Linked DNA regions of Homo sapiens: all the other regions are linked to region 2. Evidence: chromatin loops called from intact Hi-C (ENCODE). Cell type or tissue: Caco-2. All regions are shown on one strand. Region 1 overlaps ZNF608 (zinc finger protein 608). Region 2 overlaps ZNF608 (zinc finger protein 608). Region 3 has its middle 270 kb from the start of ZNF608. Region 4 has its middle 140 kb from the start of ZNF608. Region 5 holds the start of LOC105379158 (a long non-coding RNA gene). Region 6 has its middle 140 kb from the start of LINC01170.

Region 1 (4,000 bases), 78 kb after region 2:
CAGTGAATGATATTCAAACTAGGTCGGGGGGTGGAAATGAGAAAGAAGAGTAAGTGGCTTTGAAAAATCCACAGAAGTATTTGTTCATCATTTCAAACCTATTTGTTCTAACCGAAACACCTTTTCCTTTGAGTTCTTTATTACAGTTACAATATATACCTTTAAGTTTTCATTTAGTTTCACTGGGGGGAAAAGCCTTCTGAATACCAGATGGGATCCCTGTGGTTCAAGGCCCACAGACCTAGCAAAATATAAGTATTTGCTTTGTGATCATTTCAGTTCTTAAGGCAAAACCCATCATCTTTTCTACTACATTCCCAAAGGTATTTCCAAGAAAAATTTAGCAAATATGCAAAATTCAGCTTTAGGAGCAAAGTCTCACTTTGGATATGCAAGAGGTTGCATATCCTTTGAGCTCTCAAAATAACATTACAAACAGCCCAACTGCTGGTCAATCAACTATGAATAGTTTAACAACCTTTCATTCAGTTGCAAAGGCTTTGTTCCCATTGCCAAAACCTTGAGCTTAAATTAAAAAGAACTTGTGACAGGGAGCAAGTAGTCACTAGTGAAACTGCAGTTGGGAGAAAGAATTAGACACAGAGGGAGAGGTCCATATATTCTGCAACAGAGTGGAACGTAAAACCAACAGTGAACATTTTTTAAAGAATAAAACCCATACTAACTAAATACTCCCAATCCAACATCTGTATATGCAGTTACAACATTTATATACACACACCTATGACATACCAGTTACAGGGCACCAATATCATACACATATTACTTACTCTCTAATGACAGTCTAAGTCATCACTGAGGCAGGGAGCTCACCTGTTCTCCATCCCTTTAATCTTCAATGACTACATTAGGAGAGTATTATGATCATTTATCAACAAGAATCCTAGCGAAGAAGGGTTATTTTCCCTAAGATGTTGCTAACAAGGATAGCCCAGTATTTCCTTAGTTCTGACTTCCATATAACACAGGAATGTAATACAAGTAATTTAGGAATAAAGTGTTTTGTATTCAAGCAAAACCCTTGATGTTCAGATTGCTGGCAAGTTCAGAGTGCTGGCAATCAAAACTATGTTGTGCTGCAGTAATTACTATGAAAAACTTCCAGTGCTTAATATTAAAGAATAGAATAACATGATCCTGCCACCTCTTCTACACCTCTAGAGTGTGTTCAATGTGGCAATTATCTTCCTTCAAGAAGCAGAGAGTTTAAACTGCATTGAAACTCAATTATACTCATGACTTTTGAAAACATACACTCCAAGTCAGGTTTCATCACATTCAAATCACTGCACAATATCTTATGAAACAGATTTTATCCCCCTCCCACAAGACATCTTCAAGCATAAAAATGACTTATTTTCAGCTCTGTACCCACTTTTCACTTTATTAAAGTAGAGGGATGGCTGAGCAATGCTGAAAGACAAAGAAGGATCTCAACTGATAAAAACAATTCAACGTGCAGCTCTCCCACACGTCATTACCCAGGCAGCCTAGAGCTGCCACCACGTTAAAAAACCAGATCACACACTTGTTAACAAAAAACACATTACTTTGCTACTTTTAAGAATGCAAAGAACTAGGAGTAGTAGATTTATGATTTAAGTGCTTGTGGCTAAAATAGCTTTCCAATTATCAAGGGCCTCTTAGGAAGAGCAAGAATGCATTATGTGTTAATGACCACAACCAGGGGTCCCTTTCTCGACTCTTTTGTCAGAACCCAAGCAGATCCTCCCCGCAGCTTCACCATTAACATGTCTGTTTCCTGTCAGGCCACTCAGAGATAATGTCATTTATCTCAGGGAGGCACAAGCCCAGTCATTAGCTTCAATAAAAGACCTCAAACAAAGGCCGGATAATGTTTTACCCAGGGCTCTAACTAAACCCAGAACCAAGATTCTTAGTGTCTAAAAGTCAAGGACTCAAAAGTTACCCTTCCTTAAAAGGATATTTTCCTCATTATCAACAATCCTAGATTACAGCTCTGAACAAGAGCAAGGTCTATGTATAGTAAACACCAGTCCACAGCAATATCACACACAATTAGATTAACTGATAAACGCTGACCAGAGTTGGCGTGAGAGCCTTTTCCCCTCCTTGCCTCCAGGGGGAAAATTGACAGAATAATTCAAGTACTGACTAAATAGTCAGATCTTTGGAAAAGCTGACCGCTCATTGTGATTGCCTGCAGGAACTGTATAACCATTATAAAGTGTTCAATGGCTGGGCTTCTGGAAATCTTTTAAATAAAAGTGGAACTGGTTAAAATAAATGCAGGAACATGTGTTTTCACAGTGTTGCTCATATTACTGCAATTTCAAGTTTCTATGAAGTACCAGGTGAACTTTTTTAAATTAAAAAAGAATACACGCGCACACACAGACACCGTCGAAACTGGAGCAAATCGCAGCCATTCAATCCCTCTTTTTCACGCTGAAAACGAAGAACAGATGGTACTTTCCATGTTGTTCGAATCTGGTTATTGAACACCTCTGTGGTTAGGGAGATTTCTGCTTAGCACTTTCGGCATACATTTCATTTACTAACTATAAAATGCTGCTTAGGAAAAATAAGTCTTTATAACAGTCTAATTAAAACCATCTTGCAGCCAAGCAATTTCACTTGAAGAGCATTCTTAACCTCACGACATTTGGACTATCAATCCCTCCCCCCACCGTTTTTTACAGACTATTTGCAAAGTTATTAAAAGTTGCAAAACATTATTTATCTCCTATAGGACAATCTTGATCAGTTATGCATATTCCTTCTCTCTCCAGCAAAGCAAACGGATTTCACACACCAAAGTCAGAATTCAGTGATGGGTCTGATTACACAAATACCTAAGTTCCATGTGTTCTTGGGGAAAGGGCAGCCCCCTCCCTCAAAAAGCCCTGTCACCCTGTGAGGAGGCCTATAGAAAAGTAAGGAGCTGGATCAATGCTGATTTGGACGCCACCCTTAGTTACCAACGTCTTTAACAGCTAAACCTCTTATGTAGCTTTCAAAACAGTTTGCTGTCCGACAACAATGGACTCTGTTCTTTAATTATAGCAAGTGACCCCTCTGCCCTTTTATTTCACAGTAGATACACTACACTCTAGGCAGAATTCATATGGGACACTATATTTGAAAAAAAAAAAAAGCATAATGTCCACAAAACTCATTAATCAAAATATGTTCTTAAACTGCTCACACTCACTTAGAAAATGTGCCAGAATTCCCTGGTGAAGTATAAAAAGGACTCTACAAAAGAATAAAATAAAATGAATGATATCCTTTATGGACAGGTCCATTTGTAGACACCACCTTTATGACCAGGGCCATCTTAATGAAAGCAATATGATATTACAGAAATAATTCTCTTCCCTGAATAGGTATTGAGACACAACTATATGACCTCTTGTGCCTTTCACTTCTGTTTAAGTATCAGCCACTTTTAGGATTTTTGAGTTTTTGTATATATTTTTGAATTTTCCAGAAATCAAATAAACCCATCAACTTTACATATAAACTGTTTATTTATAAAGCCCAGCTGAATGCCTCCCTATCTGATAAGTCAAAACTGTAAGATGGCTAGGAGGATACATAAAGAAGAGCTTCAATACAAGGCTATTATGCTTCACAAGAAAGGAGGGGAAGGTGGAGAGGCAGGTTTTAACAACCAAAAGCCAACCCATCAAATCTACTTATTCAGACATGTCACTGGTGGCTTAACCACAAAATGGGCTACAGAAATATAGCTCAAACATCTTAGAATTATGGCATGTTTTGATTTTGTTCACGTATTAAGGGAGTGGCGACTTTTACAACATACTTGTGGTTTCCACATAAAGGAGTAGAACACTCATTGATTTAATTAGGTTTCATAAGGTCCAATTTATCATGTTTTACATGACTTTGTGTAGTGAAGAAACAGAATAAACAGACCAAAAATAGACATTTAAGCATGCATGCTATGAAAATTAACCGGTGACAGCAAGTC
Region 2 (4,000 bases):
TACTCTAGGACTAAAAGGGCGTAGAAGGGTGTAAAATGCTCTGAATTTGAGAAGTCATTAACAGCTATCTGCCACTTCCGTATTTTCTGTATCTGGCAGCATAGTCTGTTTCTTGCCCAATTCTTCCCCAGTGGCAGGAGCAAAGGAAGGAGGAGCAGGCAGGAAGGCAAAGTAATTACCAAGATGAATGAAACTGAAAGATGCAAAGGAAATAAAATGTAAGAATGAAAAATCTCATGCCTTGTGGGGAGGGATAGGCAAGGAAAAGGAAATAGGAGCTATTGTCTTCCTAACTCCTCTCATCACCTAGTTTTCCTCACAAACCCACCACCTCTTGTAGATCAGTAGGTCATGGGTGATTAGCAGAGTTCCAGGTTTAAATGCCATTGAATTGCTTGTCAAAATATGTGTAATACAACTACAGATTATAGGACTGTATCTTAAAGTAATTTCTTACCATCCCCAGTCCTTGAGCTGTAAGGAGACAGTGGGAACCAATTGACAATTATGCTCCACATCAAAAAGCTGCTACTGATCCATGTGTCTCACTGGGATTGAAGAGCCAGGCTTCCTATAAATTATGATGCTTTATTTAAAGTCAGAGCGCTTATTTGCTTTTGTGCCAGCTCTGGGCCCTTTTCATCTCTAGCTATACCGGGCCCAGGAGAGCATACATTCCTACCGCTCTGCTGGCCACCAGCTGTGTCCTCTGTAAATCATAAAACCTCTGAACAAGCTATTCTTTACAAAGGCCAACAACATTTACTGGAAATGATCACTCTGCTATTATTCCATTCACTGAAATTTAAAATAGCAATTTACAACAGCAGCCGAAAACAGAAGAACTGCCTCTCTTAACTCTGTGTGTGTGTGTGTGTGTGTGAGAGAGAGAATGGGAGAGATCTGCATGTATATGGCACACAAAGGGGTACATTTTGTGTGTCACCAAAAAGCCACCATCTTTGCAAATCTAGAAAGGAAACAAGGAATATGAATGTCAGAGAAACCAGACTCAGTTTCACCTTTGGCGGCAGGGTGAATGAGGCTTAAGTTGTTGGTGAACCTCCCTGTTCTTCCTGGAGGTGGCCATGCCCTGCAGGCAGTGTGGGAAGTAGTTCCCACATTCTGGTAGAGAAGCCACAGCATGTGGCTCAGGTTCAGAATGCAATAGGGAAAGCTGAAAGGATGAACTCTGCAGTCATTTCTGAGGAGTAGGAAGGAAGAAAGAATAAACAGTGGCCATCAAATGGAGCACCCTAAGCACCTGAAAGCATGTCTCTGGAGACAGAGGCAGACTCACCTGTTCACAACCAGCTTTGTAGCCGCTTCATCTTGAGCTAACCTAAACCTACCTGAGCCTCAGTTTCCTCATCTATAAAATGGGAGTAATATGGATATTAAATAAGATGTGATTTATGTAAAGTATTTAACATGAGCACTGGCATAAAGAAGCCACTCAGCATATGTACTACGGCGTCCTCATCTTTTAAACTCTCCTGTAACTCACCCAGGTCATAAGCTGAAGAATGGAAGGAGATGCCAAAATGCTATGAATTCCACACTCAGAAATGCAGCTGGCAGCAAGCCCTCCCGCATTCCTCCCAGGTGAAGCAAACTCAGTTATGCGCATCTACACTAATTATCCCACATTGCTGGTGACCAGGCTTACTATAAATGTGGCCTATCTTTCTTTTAGAATCTTAAGGGCTGCAAATTCCAACCTGAGGGACTTCTTTTATTATTTCTATACCCACCACCAATTTCAAATGATATAAAATTTATCTTTCCTAACCCATCCATTGTTTAAAGCAAACATTTCCTCTGACTACTCAATAGTAAAGGCAACTGAGAAATGCAGTTCTAAATCACTGAAGCCTCATCTCTGGACTATTTCAGGGTAAGAAAACCTCATTTCATGTTTTCAGGAACAGCTAACTGAATGCCTGACATTTGTCTAAATTACAAAAGCCAAAATTAAAGCTCCCCAGTACCGTGACAACAGAAATGAGACTCTGCAGCAAGGCTCTGGGGATGCAGATGGACAGAGCAGGTTAAACATGAACTCATCTTTCCAATTCCCATCTGGACCCACCAGTTTTCTTGACAGCACTCAGAGGCTGCCTTCCCACCCTCCCCCATTCCACATTCCAAAGTTCTTATCTTTCAGGGAAGAAAAAAAAAAAAAAGCCCCACAGAGTTACAAGTATTTCAATAACGTGCTTAGAGACCAGCTCTTTTCTGTAAACAAGCCTAATGAAGTGTGACTAATAGTGCTCTCCTCCAGCACAGGGAAGGTAAAAGGGCCTTTGTTAGCACTTACTGGAGCAAAGTCGTCATTTTGCTGGAGCAGAACAAAACTTAGCTGGTTATTGATTGACCAGCCTGCTCGGTGTCACTGCTTTACTGTCTATTTCTATATACTCTGTGTGTAAATACGTGTGTTTACACAGACACTGAGATCGTCTGTATACACACAGTCACACACAGCCAGCTAACCTTTCTCTGCAAACAGGATGAAGTGTTCAAGGCATCTAACTGAAATCTAATTCCTCTCCGATATTTGTATCTCTTCTAGTCCTTGATATCACCTAACATTTCTCTCCATGTTGTTAGTATCATAGTATCATGAACCTCAATTTCAGGGCCTGTAAACCAACCCTCCCCATGGACACTTAATAGTTTCCGAAGTCACTCTGATTTAACCTGACCTGGTTATTACATTCTAGAGGTGATTTTGTTTTTTCATGAATTCAAAATTGCTGCTGTTTCCTTTCCCCATTTCACTGATCAATTCTGAAACTCCTGAAATTTGGCTCCAAATGTTAACTGCTAAATAAATACTTCATGATGACTTAAATTGTCTTCTTCAATTGACGTTTGTCTTAAGTATTAATATACACAGCAGCGATGTTAGCAGGAAGATCTGAAGTTGGCTCTGACTTCTTTCTTGGATGACTGAGGAATTCAAGTCAAAACCTGCTTTCCTTGCGAATCTGAGCACAAATTTCCGTATAAATTATTGACTGCACTTTGGCCTCATCTGAAACATTAGCCCCACAGGCTGATAAGTTCTGACCCCAGGTGGCACATCAGCCCTCTCAGAAGAGGCAGGAACATTAGTGCTTCGCACTGGGGACTAAGGCGTGTGAGCCAATCAATCACACTCTCTGACAGCTTTTACTGCCTCTGTGCATTAGGCCCAAGTCAACCTCCAAGACTCCTATTGTTCGCATTATTCTCTTATTCTCTGGTCTCATGAAGTTAGGGTTAAGTCCAAGGCTTTAGCAAGAGAAAGGCTATTGTTAGTAACTCAGTCTTTATTGACTCTGACCTGCAGGGCAGCCGACTTCAAGCCTTTTCCAGAAAGTAATGCACTGTTAATTGCTGCTCATCATCAGCGTGTGTTTTATACACCTCTCTTCACTGAAAGAAAACCTGACCAAATATTTCAGCATCCTCCCAGGTTGCCTTGTAATTCTCTCAAGAGTTACAGACACACAGACACACACACACACACAGACACACACACTTCTGGACAAAAATCTGATTTGTACTCGCCACAGTCCCTGAACCAGTAAATCTAATACCAATGCAAACAGAATGTTTGGCTGGACAATGCTAACACTTGGGGGTTGCCACCTGGAACAATAAATAAATTTTTTCATGGCAAATATCTGTGGGGATTAGTATATAGGGCAGGAAAATGCCTGATGGAAGAATGAGGTAGAAACCTATTATTTCCTTCTGATGTCCTTTGCTTAAAATAACTAAAGATCTTTTTCAGTGGAAACTAGTAGCTCTATTTGTGAGCAGCCAGCAACAGACTGGATAGCCTCAGGGTGAAGAGTACAGCATTCCATTCAGGCTTCCTTTGAAGAAATTCAGCACTCTAAAGGGGTGGCAGAATTATTGGTCCAAAGGCTTTCCGGTTTTCTTTGAAAGAGAAAACAGGCAGCCCATTATCTCTTCTTACCCAAACAGGCCTCTCAGGGGAGACAGG
Region 3 (4,000 bases), 350 kb after region 2:
GGGAGAGAGAGGGGGAAAGGAGGCTTTTGTGTGATATAAACTGACAGACCTGAAATCAAATGATAATGCTGCAAAAATGGGGATTTTCTTGTTTATCCATTACATTGTAGATAAATAATGTCATTACAGGCAAAATACGTAGTCAGAAGAATACTTCTTTCTAAAGTTGCTTCATCAATGTAATTGGATTTTATTTGGCTTATAATATTAATTAGAAATATCTGTGTAGCATTTCTTGGCCTGATAGGAGTAAGGAGATTCCAGAGAGTTCTAAATTATACACAACTGGCACCTCATGTAGCTCCAGAGGGTCCTAAATTATACACAGACTATCACCTCATGTAACTCCAAGTTAGAATTAAAATGCCTTTGTTAACTACCCAGAAGTGGAAGGCAGTCATTTCTTCCCTGGGAGATTGGCTTCTTTGTTATTTTTAGCTTCTGAACACTTAAACGTATTTCTTTCATTTTTACTAACCCAGGCCATTAAGACAAAATGTGTATAAGGTAGTTTTTTGTTTTGTTTTGTTTTGCAGCACAACTGTTGGTATGCCCATTAGTGTCCAGTGGAAACTTTCACTTTCAGATGTGGAGGCCGTCTTCATGACCACATGGTTCTGAGTTGACCTCCTTGATGGTGCCTGAGTTGATCCTTGGAAATCAGCTACGTCCTAGTAGCTGACCACGAGGCAGCACTCTGCCTAGCAGGCACTAGACCAGCGTTATAAGTAGTGTGCCACACAGTATCTAGCCATTAACAGAATAGCAATGCTCCATCTTTGCTAGAGGACCACTTGGGAGAAACATATTATCCTTAGCCATTAAGTACAGACACAAAGAGGTGGTCCCCAGAGGGCTCCAGGACAAGTTGGAAAAGCCTTTGCTGAAGACAGAACCAGCTGCACTGAAAACCTGTTTTGCTAAATTTAGTGCACTTTGGACCTTCCTTTTAACTTCAGAGTTACCTCTCTAGACGCTGGTCAGTCCAACAATGTTTATTTAGTGACATGAGGCTGAGAAGATGAATATCCTCACGCTCAGTTATTTACATAAAGCTAAGTAGCAAAGCCTGTAATGTTATAATCAGGTACCTATCTGCAAGACAGTTTTGAATGACACAGGGTATGAAAAACATTTACTCTAGTTTACACTGTTTTTGAATACTGTTTAGTCTCTATGGTGAAAATATTAATACTTTTTAATGATGTATGTGATCAAACTTTTATTTGATTGGCTTCTTATGGCACAACTCTTACAAAAAGATGGGATGTCATCATGTGCATTCTCTGCCTTTGAGCCTCTGATGATTCCAGTCATCTCAGAAAGATAGGGCTCTGCCCTCTTGCTTCTGATTTGCTGGCAATAGACCTTCAACTAATAGTATATCTGCTCAGCTGAAGATGGAGTGCTAATCTAGGGGGACTCGAAATGGCTCTGTCATTTTCTAGATGACAGCTCCTATTTTCCACTGGCTTCTGGCACATGCGCTATCATCCGTCTATGTCAAGAAGACACTTGCTTATCTGGTTGCTAGAAATGCTTTTGTTAAAAACACGTAACTGCAGTTCATCAGTCTTGTGAGGAAGTTGTTGATTTTGCTAAACTAAGTTTAAACTCCACTGTGGTTTTCTGATATGACATCTATTTTTATTAGATATTGTCATGATTATTTATAGTGTCTTAGAAGCATACTAGAATTTTTTTTTTAATGGCAATTTAGTCAGCTGATTGAATGGTGCAAAACAAAAGTTTCAGGACCAGGTACGCCCATATCAGATTTGATTCTTCATTTTTTGGCAACCATTAATTAAGAAATCACTGGCTAAAGAAGAGATAGAAGTTGAATTAGGGCCATAAAAAATCAAAATTCAATGCAAATAATGTATGTCTCACAACAAACAATGGCAAGTATTTAAAAATAAAACCAGTCATCTAGTTGTAACTTATGAAATACTATCAAACACCAAAGAATATCATCTGAAAATATTCTTGATCAATTTGTAGAAGTAAAATTTCTATTTACACTGGAAAATATTTCCTTTTCTGGTTTTCTTTTTGTTTTGACCAGTCTGCTCTCATTCTTCTGGTTTGATTAAGACTTGATCAGTCAGAACTTGTGCAAACCCTGTCTGACTGATCCCAACTAGCCCTAAGTATTCAGGAAGCGGCTGAAGAGTTCCCGTTCAGGACAACCAGCTAATATTGGCTCAAATCCTTTTGTCAAATATTAACTCACAGCCAATAAGGTCGTTAACAGTGCCCAAGGCAAGGACATGCCTCCTAATCTTTGAAGCGCAGTACCCAAATGTCAAAGCCAAGTGCTGTTTCCAGCTGTCCTTTCTCATACTTGCCTGTCTGAAATATACCCTTGTGTTCTTTTCTCTTTCCTTCTTTTTCTTCATACAAATACAAACTCACAACCCTTTCTACTAGCTGCTGGGTCTATCATGTGGCCTTTTCATAACGTGGATTGGGGAGTACCAGATAGGGCACATTTTGTGGCAGCCATCTACTTTCTTTCAGCCTTTTAAAAACAATGGCTATGACTATTACCAGAGAGATGGTTGGTAAGAGCTGCTTTGAGATTTGCTGCACCTCTGAAGCCTGTGTCTGATGGAGGAGAAACGAAGCCAGGAGCTGAAGCTAGTACAATAAAGCTTTCCTGAGAGGTTTTGTGGATGGGAAGTTATGACTCCTGGGCGTGGAAACAGCCCCAGAACTCTGTTCTTGGGTCCATTTTCTTTACTTTTCACTTAAACTGATGAAAGGGACACCGATGAAAGGATAAGGGCCTGAACGTTTTTAACATCTGAAATATGTGCATAACATTGGATGTGTAAATAAATTTAAAAAGTGAGCACAGCAATTAAACTGAAAAACGATGAGGCATCTCTCATAAACAGAAGCTCTGTATTTCTTGAAAGGAAAAATACATCGAAAAATGAAGACAGAGAAAACAGAAAATCTGGAATTTATTTTCTTTTTAGCACAACAAGACCATGTTGGAATAGATTTGTCTAAAATGGGTAATGACATCAATTTTGTGATAAATAATTATATTTCTAATAAGAAAAAAGTGCTTCTAATTAGTTATATTGATATTCAAGTAATTGTAAATTAAGGGAAAAATATTTGATATTAAGTTATTTGCTTTTTAAAAGAAACTTGCAGAAAAGATGCTCATTTTTAAAAAACCAAATTTTATGTTGATTATTTTGCAACTTTATGAGCACATATACACCCAAATATTTTTAAAAGCATAGCAAGTGCTTCGTTTTCTCCTCGCATCTCTGACTCTTCTAAAAATAGATGAATCCATTCCTATAAAGCAGAACAAAACCAAATAAAATGCATATGAACTTCAGCCCCATAAATTTGAGAAAACTTTCAAACAATGGATACTTTGGATATTTTATACTAATCCTATTTAACTATTTTTTCATGTCATTTCTTCAGCTATATACATCAGTAAGAAATTAACTGCCTCTAAAAATTTGACAGTTATATCCTAGATTTTCAGAGTGGTATAGGTCAATATTTTCAATTTAAAAAATTTATCTTACAATTTATGCCTTTATAAGGGAGTGATAACAATGTTTTACTTATGCAGCTGTGACATATTGAATGAGGAAAGAGCTTTGCCATCTGCAGGTGAGGGCTAATACCTAGCATATGTCAAACGTGCTGGCAGTGGTATTCCAACTGTATTCTGACAACAGAATCAGAAGAAATAGTGTTAAGCTGAGGAGAAAAGATTTGGGGCAAGGAACAGTTTTCCAGATGAGGAGTTAAGAAACATTGCTTACTATAATAAGACAATTTTAATTCATTTTTAAGCACCACCATGGGGTGACCTCCAGAGACCAGCTTTTACAGAGAGGCTTGACACTCAGTTGCATTTTTCCTTGTAAGTAAGAAGCAAATTAGGTTACCTGTCCATCCAGGGTGCATGGAGAAAAAGACAGAGCTGGAAGAGAGATTGCTGACCTAGTGTTTCAGT
Region 4 (4,000 bases), 230 kb after region 2:
GGTCAATCTATTTCAATTTCCTTGGACTCTAAAGCTCCTCATTTGGCATCCCTAAGAAAGACACAAGAGGTAGAGTAATAGAGTGGTTAAGGGGATTAACTCTAGGCTAATATTCCCTGAGTTCAAGTCCTAACTCTGTTCCTTATTAGCTCTGTAAGCTTTGTGACCCAGTTCATCACCTTTAATATGAGTATATATCATGATATCCATTTCATAGGGTTGTTTACATACTCTATAAAGTGCCTAGAATAGTGACTAACAATATATTTTTGTGTGAAATGACATAAAATCCAGTAGAAGCTTGTAATTAAATGTAGTGGTCATGTGATTACCAAATACCCAATTTGTCAAACTTCATTTGTCATTTGCATGGTCTCCCCTCAGTCTCATCCAGTTACCAGTTAATAATCATGGTTCCACCACTCCAACCCAGAGACGTCCCAACCAGATTGGTATTGAAAAATGGCTGGATTAATGACATGTATTTATTCTGCAGAATACCCACTATGTGTAAGAAGAACTTATAAAAAGCCCAGACTTAAGTGCATTTCAGTTTGGTGCCATCTACTTTGAAAAAAGAAAAAAAAAAGAGCTCTTTGCTTTTGTTTCAATTTATAGACTCAGTGGTGGATCAGCTCATTTAATGAGCTATAGCTGAGAGCAAATACTCCGGGAACGTCAAGTGCTAAAAGTTTGGAGGATTTGATTTTTTTCAGTCCAGTAACCAAAAGCATTTGATCTTTTATTGACAGAATATGGTTGCTGTAAAAAGAAATGAAATGTCCTAAGTATTCAGGGTTGAATAGCTATGAATGCTTTCTATTTTCACTGTTCAAACACCCTTAACTTTATGCTGTGTATAATAATATATTAGCATGTTCAGGGTTTATAAAGAAAATATACTTTTTTTCATGCAGTATTAAAATGGCCCCTTAAAAGTATATATTTCAAGGGAATGAAATTCTCTCAATGTTGTAGTTTTTTTATTAACAATTATTTTTCCAGATTAGTCTTCTGTTCCACCTAGGTAAAACAAGTAAAAATGAAAGTAGCATACAGGGATGTTTCTTATTTGAAAGAGTAGAAAATGTGGTTTTCTTCCAAATTGTGATTTCCTTTGATAAATGTGCCGTTACTTGATACTGGAGACTACGAGCACACTCAAGGGCAACACACAGCCAGGGCCTGGCAGATCCTTGTTGCAGGCCTTTGGAAACAATCCTACTGGGCTAGAATAACAGCTCCATTATTCAGCATGGCAAGTCTATCACCCTACTTACTAGCATAGTTTGGAGGTTAAACAATGGTGTCTCCTGCTACTTACCCATTATCAAATTTCTTCACAATATTTATTTAGACTACTATCACTGAAGCAAGGGCACCAACTCATAAAAACTCAACTTTCTCAGAAGTAAGACTTCATTAAAGAGAACACTCCAAGAGGAAAGTACTCTGGTTAGGAACATTCCTTTACAGTCAAGAAAATCAATTCCAACTTGAGTTTCAAGTATTTCAAAATTACTGGATGAGAGAGATATGTTACTTTTATTAAAAAATTAATGCTCTTTAGAAGACCATCACTTAAATATTAGTGTAATTCATGCTACATCACAGTTAATTGAAAATATCACTGACATTTGTAGATAAGAATGACAATAATAACTGGAAAAATGCATTTAGTTGCCAATGCCTGCAAATAAATGCCGATTTTGCTTACGGCAGACTAGAAAAATAAAAGCAGACCAAGGTATGTTTGTTGGTTATAAGGGTGGGTTGGTCTCATTTAAGTTTACAGTGGGAAATAATATTCATTTGATTTAAAAAAAATCTATGTGAATGATTTAAAGAAAGAAGAAAATCTTTGGGGTAAGTGTTGACATTTAGAATACAGAATCTGCTTTTTACCTTCAGTTGCTGAGAAACTGATCACAGCTTGGTTAATCTTTTACCAGGAAAATGTCCACTGATTAGGTAACTTAGAAACATGTTTATATTTCTTAGCTACTAGGGTAGATCTACCAGCTCAATTTACACGTTAAGCCTAGGAAGTGGAAATTCTTAACCCTGGATATGGATCTGCCCAAACGTCTGTCTTTCATTGGTCTCCAGACTTTGTTTCTATAGCGAAAGCAGCCTCTAGGGGTGGGTGTGTGGGAGAGCGCCCCGGCCCCCAGCAGACACAGGGAGTGAGATATGACAGCACTCTTTAATAATGAAGTGAGCACCGTGGCAAGCCCAGATTCTGAGCAAATTCTCTTTGAAAGGCAAGCAGCTGTGTAATCATTTATCTAGTCTTAGTAGGAAATGGCTTATTTTACACAATTTTCTCAAAAGCAAATTTGAAATCCTCATTGTAATGTGACACCTTCTCTATCCTCAAAGTGCAATGAGGAAGAGAAAATTTAATATAGGAGTCAGCTTTCCCCTCTTATCCTTCACTAACAGCAGCATACTTATTTGATATATAAAAATAATAAAGGTGAAAATTTTGGAAGAGCTGAAGTCACCTTTTTTGGGGGGTGCTTTCATTTTGCTATTGGCTGTTAGTGCTAAGCTGAATTATAACATGTTCCACAACTTTATGGAAGACAAGACTTTGTGTTAACTGCAGAGTAAACTCACCAACTTTTAGTGCTGCCAGTTGTTTACAGTGAAATGGATCCTTGATGTTTTTTTTAGATCCTTGATTTTTACAGCCTTCCAACCACTAACCTTCTCCAGTGATAAATTCTAGGGCAATTTCAAATTCAGAAAGATGACAGTCAATTCCTGAATTTAGGAAGGAAATCGTTTCTTTACATGCTTACTTTGCATTTCAAGTCCGCCAGAAAGGAAGCCCTAGCACATTTGAAAATATCTTGGGAGTTACACAAACGTATGCAAGGCATCTCAGATTTATCTTTGGCATCTCTGCCATTTATTTAGAAGCTGCGCACAAACAGAATCTGTCTTGTCCCATGCAGCCCTTCCATCGCACTAGGAATACATTATTGTGCTTCTGTTTAACATGCAGCCTTAGTGAAAGTACAAATTTGATACAGTTATACTTTTATAACCTTCAGTTTACAGTTGAGCTCTATGCCTTTTTAGTGCTGACTAGAAAATCAGATGGGATGAATCTGGGAATACAGCTTCACAATGTGCATAATCCTGGCTCTGCAACTGAGGAAAATCAATGAGGGGAAGCATTGATCTCCTTGCAGAGTGCAAATGCAGTTAGCTCAGAAACACTCTGCCGGGGATTTTGTTATTCAAGTCATTCAGCTGCACAACATGTTTTCAAACCAAGCTCTTATCATGCAGCAGCTCTCTAGATTCAGCTTAACTCTACTTACACATGCATAAAAAAACATGTCTTCCAAGAGGAAAAATAACTGCATATCCACAGTCAGCTTCTATGTTTGGTCAAGGCTAAGCAAAATAGCCTTCACTTCAGTGACATTTCACTATGTCACTGGGTGGAGAAAACTCCTGCAGGAAGATGTGAGAATGAATCACTTCAGGAAAATATTATCTTCAGCTATGATGAATTTGATGCTTGCCTAGGCTGCTTGGCCAACTTGTTTTCCTTTTTTTCATGAAAAAAAGTAAATGTAACCAAGAAATTATCTGGAGGGCCCACCATCGATATGCACGTGTGTGCAGATACAAAAATGAAATGTATTACATAGCCAAATACAGTATGTATAAAAATATATATTGCAATATTTCATACTTGTTAGTGAAAATATTTTTACAACGTAGTGCCTCCCAAGTGCAGGAAATAAATCAAACCTTTTAAAAGAGATTGCAGATGATTCATTTACTGCTGTCATAATATGGTGTTTTCTTTAATGAAAATTTATATCGTTTTTCCTGGACTCAGTGGAATAAATTTATACTGAAAGATGGAAAGTACTGATACAGTCAGTATTAAACGCATCCAGTACTTGATATGTTGTAAACAGGAGCTTGACCAAGTGAGGTATGGACTGACATCATTTGAATGTACATTTTCTAA
Region 5 (4,000 bases), 340 kb after region 2:
ATATTGATTCTGGCATAAATGTTGCTGGCATAGCATTGGAATGCATGCATGAATATAAGAAAAAATTGATCATTAAAATCTAAGTTAAAAACAAAAATCTAGTGCACTCATTCTATTAAAGAACTTTCTTCTTTTTTTTTTCTTGGCAAGAAAAGTGTTTCTGAGAAGTTTTCTAAAAGCAGTAAGATACTCTCATTAGATAAAACAAGGTGCTGTGGTCTGGGGTAGCAATTTTGAATTTTTATCAAATGCAAGACTCATGTAATCCTTCCACAAAATGAACCACCGGGATAATTGGCTTAAAAGGTGATTCTCTTGCATTTCTTATGCAGACAAAAAATAGAGTGAACACTCAAAACATAAAAATAAATACTTGGCTGGGTGTGGTGGCTCACACCCAATATGTTGGAGGCTGAGGTGGGAGGATCACTTGAGTCCAGGAGTTTGAGACCAGACTGGGCAACAAAATGAAACCCTGTCTCTACCAAAAAAAATTAGCTGTGCTCAGTGGCATGTGCCTGTAGTCCCAGCTCGTGGGGAGGCTGAGGCAGGAGGATCCCTTGAGCCCAAAAGTTCCAGATTGCTGTAAGCTACAATTGAGACAGTGCATTTCAGCCTGGGTGACAGAGTGAGACCCTGTTTCAAAATAAAAACAAAAGCAAAAAAATGTTTGCCATGGATTTTATAATAAGGAAAGACTGAATCCCAGAAGCTATTTGTAAGGTTTTGAATATGTAGAACCCCCACAAATAATAGTGGTCAAATTCTTCAAATAGAATATGTATTCTTAATTATTGTGTCTGCTTAGATTCAGTTTAAATTGTTCCCACGTCATTAGAAAATGCCATGTTTACACAACAATGTAAGTTTTATTTATTTTTTTCCGTGTTGAACTGAAATTACTCACAGGTCACAGTTAGGAGAAAGAAAGAAACATCCAGATGGACTATCCTTTATTTTCTCAGCTGGACATTGTGTATGTCTATGGAATGTATCTGTGCAAATAGCATACTTCTACGTTCAGGAAGTGATATTTCAGAATAAGCTCTTGTAAAACAGTACTTTTTGTAGTTTGGGGTGAAGCCAAGGCAAAATTTAGATTTCTTCTGTTTCATAGATGAACTCTATAATAAACAAAACGAAGTCTATAAAGTCAATTTACAATATGGTTATTGTATGAGATTTGACATCACTGTAAAATATTACATTGGACAAAAATAATGCTGCTGAAAATACTTGCTGCCAGCAGCTCTTATAACTATAAGATAAGGCAACTGATAATGAATTCTTTTAACTTGGAATTCAAATCTCGGGACTGAATGTTACCCATTATTGGAGTTCAAAGGCAACTATCTCTAGAATTGTTCTTTTAATGCTTGTTGGATGGTTTTAGTTGTTCTTTTCTTGTAGGCACACAATTGTTGTCTTGATCTTTGTGATAAAAAGCGTTCTCTGGGTCTTTGTAGTGAACCCAGTTGGCTTGGTAACATGCCTGTAGTCAGAATTCCAAAGTGGGGAAACAAAGGCTTAGAAATTATTGGCTGAGAACTGTTTGTTCAGAACTGTGGGAATCTTACCCTGGCCTGTGGAACCAATGGTCTGTCTTCATTAGATCCACATTCATCCAGAAACTCCCCAATTCCTTGCCCTTTTGTCTTTTCCCAAACTAGAGCTTTAACCACAATAAAAACAAATGTGGCAACTTCTTTTGTAAATCAATTCCTACCAAAATTCCCAGTGTGCTGTAATTCTTCCCCTTCATGTCATCATTCCAAAAGCATGGCATTAGCTTATTCAATGTTACATTTATTTCCATAATAAGGATGTGTCAAGGGGCAAGACATTTAAAGGCAAAGCAAAAAAAAAAAAAAGCTTGCCTTTAGGCCTAATTGAATGGTGATGAGTTCGCGTCCCCCTGTCCATTGGCGTTCATTTTCCAGGGTTAATTAAACAAACAAATATAGTCCAGCAAGACTATTTTAGACTACATAGTTTAAAACATTCAATACAAGTTGAAGTACAATCCAGTAAAGTAAATTTCACCAACAAATGCCATATAATTGAAAGAGAAAACATAGCAATTTTACATTTTTTTTTTCTGAGTGTAAAGGTATTCTTAAACCAACTGACACTATGTCATCTGATTACACAATTGTGACTTGGAAATGCGAAGAATTTTCTTTTGTGTGTCTAAATAATGCGAGTTGAATTCCTCAGTGTTCTTATAAATACTTTAATTACACTGAAGCTTTATCAGCAGGGAGCCATGGGAAGTATGTAGGGCCCTGGATAAACATTTTTAAAAGCAAGAACTATTCAAGTTACACAAAAGACAGGACAGTCATAACAACAGCAGCAACGACAACCACAACAAACTGGGGAAGCTGTACTTTTTAGGAGAGGAGGATTGAATTGTTTTTCTTTTCTTTTTATGTCCCACTGTTGTTTTGGGGAAAATACCTAAAAAATGGGAAAGATGAAGCCTGAGCAACCGAAGGTACCGAAGAATTTTAAGTAGTGTCTTAGGAGAAAATTAAAAGGAAACCTGATTAACAGTGGTTCAGAGACATTGAAACTCCGTATATTCAGGCTTGGCTATTAGATCTAAAAAATAGAACAAGGGTAAGCATAACTCCTTTTAGGACAGCTTTAATCATCTTTGTTCAACTGTGATGGAATGCCTTACCAATGTGATAGTACATACTCACAGCCATAGGTCATTTTGTTTTCTCCATAATCCTAGTTACCATCTACATTTCCTCCTGAAATTTGCAGGTCCTGAGTAATATGGAATAAAAGTTTAATGTGGTTTGGCTTCAGGATTACAGGTCATAGCTATTAATTATTGACTGAGCAGTGCATGGCTTAATACAAGAAGGAAAATAATCAGAAAGAAATCATGCCACGTACCTTCACTGAAGCTTATGGTCTAGTTGTCTCTTTTTGCTCTGACTCTCAAGGGCTTAGCACCATTTCAACTGCATCGCTGCAAAGTTGATGAATTGTCATTGCCATATTTACCTTCCCTTTTCTTTGGCCTCCCTTCCTCCCTCCCTCCCTTCCTTCCTCCCTCCCTCCCTTTTTTCTTTTTTCTTTTGTATGTGTATTTGCTGTGTATGTATATGTATTTGTTGTATATGTATCTGTAGATGCTGTTTTGATTACATTCTGAAAATAGGTAGAAATTGGATAAATAGAAACATAGTAAGGAAAACACATTACATGTGGAAAATATTCAAACACATTCTTCAAGTAATGTCCAGATGGAATGCAGGCAGTGTGGTGAGGAAAGTGTAGGAGAATTGGGCTTTCTGTGGATAATGGGCACTTTCTGGGCCTTGGTTGTTTCATCTGTTTATTTTCTTTTTGACGAGATAATCTTTCAGCACCAACATTCTATCATTCAATAAAATGAGTAGCACTATGTGTCCCAAATAAGCAAACAAAACTTCATTTTCAGATTCTGTCTTTGAGTAGGTGAATTTTGAAAATTTTTCAGGTGCAGATTGTGGCTTAACTTACAGGTCCCCATAGTGGATGATCATCAAAATTGTAAAGTACAGATGTCCAGGTATCAACCCAAATGTGTTGAATGAAAACGTCTTGCAGTGGGGTCTGGAAATTTATGGTTTCGACAAAAATTTTAGTAAAAATTCTCCAGAGGATTATGATGAACTTCCAAAACTATGCTCCATCCAGCTAGATTCCTTTTGGTTTGGGGTTTTATTGTCATTGCAATAAGGAACAGTTCTCTTGGCAAACACTAAACTCTAAATTGGTGACACAGAGCTTCCATTTTCTTTCTTGTTTTCTTTTTTTGTAGTTTTAAGGAGCAGGGAGTCTAATAGGCAATAAAGAAGGGGGAAGAAAGATAGAAGAAGCTCCTCTGTACAGAGACAGAGGGAGGGCACTCCAAAGCCAAGAGACAGAACCCCCAGAGCTTCCATTTTCTATAACTGCATACTGAATACTGATCTCAGTTACTTGATAAAATTGTGTG
Region 6 (4,000 bases), 80 kb before region 2:
ATTTGATGAATGACATTATTGTTTTAAAGTCTGTAAAATGTTTGGCTCAATAAATGTCTATTCCTTACACCAATCACCAATAATGCTTTAAGACACAATGTGATGTTCTGAGGAGCACCACAGGACTTGGGGGTGGAGAATCAAGAGTTTTGTTTCAAATCCACTACTTGTATAAACTTATGAAAATCATACTAAACCTATCAGCTCCTCGTTTCATCACCTGCACAACAGGCAAAGTATCACCTACTTCATATGATCACTGACAATGGTCAGTGAATGAATAAACAGAAAAGCTATAACTTAACACCCAGCATATAGTAGATCACTAATAATGATAATGAATGCTCTACGTGCTTTGTTTCCCACAGACAGTCACTTTATTTCTTAGCCTTCTTCCCATGGGAGGAGCTCAGAGACTTAAAAAATAGAAAGAAAATCTAACTAGTTAATTTTGATACTTACAGTAGATGTGTTTAAGATCTGGAAATCAATGAAGGAGGACAAAGAAATAGCAGATTATAAAGAGATTCTTTTTTTTCTTTTTGGAGACAGGGTCTTGCTCTGTTGCCCAGGCTCAAGTGCAGTGACTCGATCTCGGCTCACTGCAACCTCCACCTCCTGGGTTCAAGCAATTCTCCTGCCTCAGCCTCCCAGTTAGCTGGGATTACAGGTGTGTGCCACCACACCTGGCTAATTTTTGCATTTTTTAGTAGAGATGGGGTTTCGTCCTGTTGGCCAGGCTGGTCTTGAACTCCTGACCTCAGGTGATCCACCCACCTCAGCCTCCCAAAGTGCTAGGATTAGGATTACAGGCATGAGCCACCCACACCCGGCTTTTTTTTTTTTCTTTTTTTTTTTTTTTTGAGACAGGGTCTTACTTTGTCATCCATGCTGGAGTGCAATGGCACAAACACAGCTCACTGCAGCCTTGACCTCCTGGGCTCAAGCAATCCTCCCACCTCAATCTCCCGAGTAACTGGGACTACAGATGTGTACCACCACACCCAGCTAATCTTAAAATTTTTGTAGAGACAGGGTCTTGCTATGTTGCCCAGTCTGGTCTCGAACTCCTGGCCTTAAGTGATCCTTCTGCCTCGGCCTCCCAAAGGGCTGGGATTACAGGCGTGAGCAACCATGTCCAGCTTTTAACAAGATTCACGGTGGATTTTATCGTTTCCACAATGGACAATGATTCCTGTTTGCCTTCTAGCTGAGAAAGTTAGGGGTAGCAAATCATTCTTAACTAGGGTGACCAACTTGTCCCAGTTTGAGAAATCCTGGATCCCAAATCTCCCCTCAGTCTTCAGGACAGTTGGTCACCCTTTAACTGCAATGACTTGCCTGATACTCAATCTCCTCCCCTCCCCTTCCCCAAAGCTCAGCTTCACCTGGGCTCATCCTGGCCCTTCCCCTTGAGGTGCTTTTCCAGCTTGAGAGAACCTCAGAAGAAGGCATAGCGAGCCCCTGTCCCATCAGGCAGCCTTTCCCAGCGGGGCAGGCAGGGCTTTTCTGAAGCCAAGCAGGGTGCCCCGGGCCTCATTTGCATGGCAATGCCCTTTCAGCAGTGCAGTGATTTCGTTGCTGGGCTGGTCTCTGAGCTCTGGGAACAAACGGAAAGGTTTGTGTGCGCTTGTGAATGCATGCCATTCTCTTTGCTTTGCTTTGCTATCTGTCACCTCAAATGGTGAGGGTTAGACAAACAGTTCCTTGAACTGTTTAAAGGAAAACTACCCCTGCCTAAACAAGGCAGACTTGGATTTTCTCATCCCAGGGATAATGATAAAGAGATTGGACTTTGGCCTGTGAATCCACATTCAGTGCCTATAGAGGGATTGAAAGTGAATTCACTTTTTCTTAAAAGTGGCCACCAAATTAAATAGAGAAAAGGCTTTGTTTAGGTTTGGGTTTGTGTTTCAGCTCCTCACAAGCCAGGCTTTCATGCATTCTGACTGTCCAGGTCAGCAACCAGAATGTGCCTGGCTCCACAGCTGGGCCTCTGCACGGCTTGTCTGGCTAAGTCCAGGCGCGCATATTATCCTATCCAAGCATCAGTAGGTATTCAGAGCAGACAATTAGTTCTTTGAAATCAACTGGAAAGCCAGCATTCCTGTGCTCCAGTGGGGAGGAGGGGGAGAAGAGGGCAACTTTTAGACTATTAAAACATCCATCATACAGCCCTTTGCTATCAGGGGCACCTCACAGGAAAGCAAAGGCGACAAAGCAAAGAGTATTAAACAGCTGCTTGTTCGTGATTCTGCTATGTCTCTAAAACCTCTCTGGCTCCTGCACTCCAAGCCCCAGTTGAATGGAAGAGAAGTGTCCTGTGCATCAACGTGTTCTTCAGGACACTTGTTCTTCTCTGCACTGACCAGGAATTTTCAATGCCGCCATGCAAGAATGGCGCTTTACTTAAAGACACTGCATTATGTTAAGCAGACAGTCTGTCATTACTTAGCAGCCACACTATACTGTGGATGCAGTCCTGTTGTTTTTATTAAAGGGGTTGTCAGGATCTATAATTCACACATCATTAACCGCTTCATTAAGAAGACAGCAGCCCTGTGGGCCCTAAACTTGTAGCAGTTTGAAGACAAAGCAAGTAAACACTCTCCTTAACTGAGCCAGAGAGGCGACCCCCACAACCCCCCACTGGTGGGAGTGTCTGAAGAAGTGCTGTTTTCTAGGAAGAAAGTTTTTTCAAACTCTGGAGCATAAATGTGCAAAACATATTCACTTAAAACTGATTTGATTTAAGTTAAAAGCATTACTTTGCAATGAGCTGCGCAATCCCACATCATTCATCAAAACCAAGCCATCACGGGCCGCAATGTGTGGTTACTTAAGCATTTTCATATGCCCTAGACTTTTTTTAATGGAACAAAAAGCAAGACCATGAAATACACAGAAGGGAAAACATCAAAAAATTTGTACATGGCCCATGACATTGGTATTCCTCTAACATGGATTTTACTAAGCATCACTTATATAAACAATGGCGCCAAATCCTGTTTTCTTTCATAATGCATGTTTTCTCAGCAGTAGTACTGCAGATCTTGAAATACAATATGGGGGCTCTAGTTTCCCAGTGAAATCATATGGTTGGTGTATTTCCTCAAAATAAGCTTGCCATATGGAACCAGCCCTGGAACAGGCCCAGATCAAACAGAAGTAGCTAAAGATCCTGCACCTCTTGAACCAGCCAACACAGCCAGTGAGAAGACCAGTCAGCCTTAATGATTTCTTTAGAGTCTATGCACTTAGGTCTCTGTATTGGACTTTCTCTAAAGTTTTTGTTTGAAGAAAGAATTCTGTGACTAAAATGAGTTGGAAATATACCGTGATGGGACTTTCTTGATTTTTTTTACCCTATCAAAACCTTCCTGTTCTTAATTGCCTTTTTTCTCGGAGCTCTACTAGGTAATTGGCTAAGTAAACCATACTATGCTAAAGCCAATGTAAGGGATAAAACATAATATGTTTGTGCTTTTCTGGATAACATTTGCATTTATACTTTAGTCTTCAACCTCCTAACCAAAGAGAGTTAAGCATGAATTTTAGGTTCCATGGCAGGGCTACTTGGCAAAATAGTTTTGCCGTAGGCATGAAGTACAGAAGAGACTTCTCAGTGCTTGAAATCATACCACCCAGCAATCACCAAGACAATGATTCTCCAAATGTGGTACCCATACCAGCAACATCAGCATTACCTGGGAATTTGCACATTCTTTGGCCACACCCCAGACCTACTCAATCAGAAATTCTGAGATCTGTGTTTTTAACCAGCCTTCCAAATGATTGTGATGCACGCAAAAGTTTGAGAACCACAGACATAGATTCATGTTCTAAGTTGTGTTACCTAGAAGCAGAGCCTGAGATGGGGATCCTTATGAAAGTGATTTATTAAGGACCGCCTCTCAGTAGAAATCTGTAAGAAAGGAAGTGGAGCAAAGAAAGGGACAGAGACAAGCAAGCACGTGATGTAAATTCAGGTGAAGCCTCT

The links. Peaks named below come from ENCODE experiments on the same cell type or tissue, not always from the same donor. Only the 100,000 strongest peaks of a DNase experiment are listed, where the experiment ranks them.
Region 1: a loop joins it to region 2, with 3 times the contacts of the local background. A loop is called at or near these places in 77 of 110 quality-filtered maps.
Region 3: a loop joins it to region 2, with 5 times the contacts of the local background. A loop is called at or near these places in 4 of 110 quality-filtered maps.
Region 4: a loop joins it to region 2, with 3 times the contacts of the local background. A loop is called at or near these places in 2 of 110 quality-filtered maps.
Region 5: it touches region 2 in a loop (10-fold over the local background); 4 of 110 quality-filtered maps call a loop at or near these places.
Region 6: it touches region 2 in a loop (4-fold over the local background); 6 of 110 quality-filtered maps call a loop at or near these places.

What each region holds. Positions count from the first base shown.
Region 1 is chr5:124,737,365-124,741,364 of GRCh38, forward strand. All of the region lies in intron 2 of ZNF608 (zinc finger protein 608), which reads right to left. Among named protein-coding and RNA genes, the nearest start is that of ZNF608, 7.3 kb to the right of the region's middle. RefSeq lists enhancers at 66-675, 1,284-1,891. In Caco-2, no CTCF peak of the experiment used is centred here; DNase peaks (open chromatin) are centred at 1,787 and 2,097.
Region 2 is chr5:124,659,312-124,663,311 of GRCh38, forward strand. The region is part of intron 3 of ZNF608 (zinc finger protein 608); the gene reads right to left. Among named protein-coding and RNA genes, the nearest start is that of ZNF608, 85 kb to the right of the region's middle. RefSeq lists enhancers at 992-1,685, 3,125-3,642. In Caco-2, no CTCF peak of the experiment used is centred here; DNase peaks (open chromatin) are centred at 1,590, 2,140, 3,120 and 3,990.
Region 3 is chr5:125,010,690-125,014,689 of GRCh38, forward strand. No RefSeq gene overlaps it. Among named protein-coding and RNA genes, the nearest start is that of ZNF608, 270 kb to the left of the region's middle. RefSeq lists a silencer at 1,394-1,594. In Caco-2, no CTCF peak of the experiment used is centred here; DNase peaks (open chromatin) are centred at 912, 1,422 and 2,232.
Region 4 is chr5:124,886,185-124,890,184 of GRCh38, forward strand. No RefSeq gene overlaps it. Among named protein-coding and RNA genes, the nearest start is that of ZNF608, 140 kb to the left of the region's middle. In Caco-2, a CTCF peak has its summit at 2,149; a DNase peak (open chromatin) is centred at 2,147.
Region 5 is chr5:124,994,643-124,998,642 of GRCh38, forward strand. LOC105379158 (a long non-coding RNA gene) reads right to left here and starts at 1,496. Exons shown (of 7, transcript XR_001742529.2): 1 at 1,327-1,496; 2 at 908-1,124. RefSeq lists an enhancer at 314-2,595 and a silencer at 3,961-4,000. In Caco-2, no CTCF peak of the experiment used is centred here; a DNase peak (open chromatin) is centred at 1,529; H3K27me3 peaks cover 132 bases.
Region 6 is chr5:124,579,641-124,583,640 of GRCh38, forward strand. No RefSeq gene overlaps it. Among named protein-coding and RNA genes, the nearest start is that of LINC01170, 140 kb to the left of the region's middle. In Caco-2, no CTCF peak of the experiment used is centred here; DNase peaks (open chromatin) are centred at 1,581 and 2,131; H3K4me3 peaks cover 217 bases.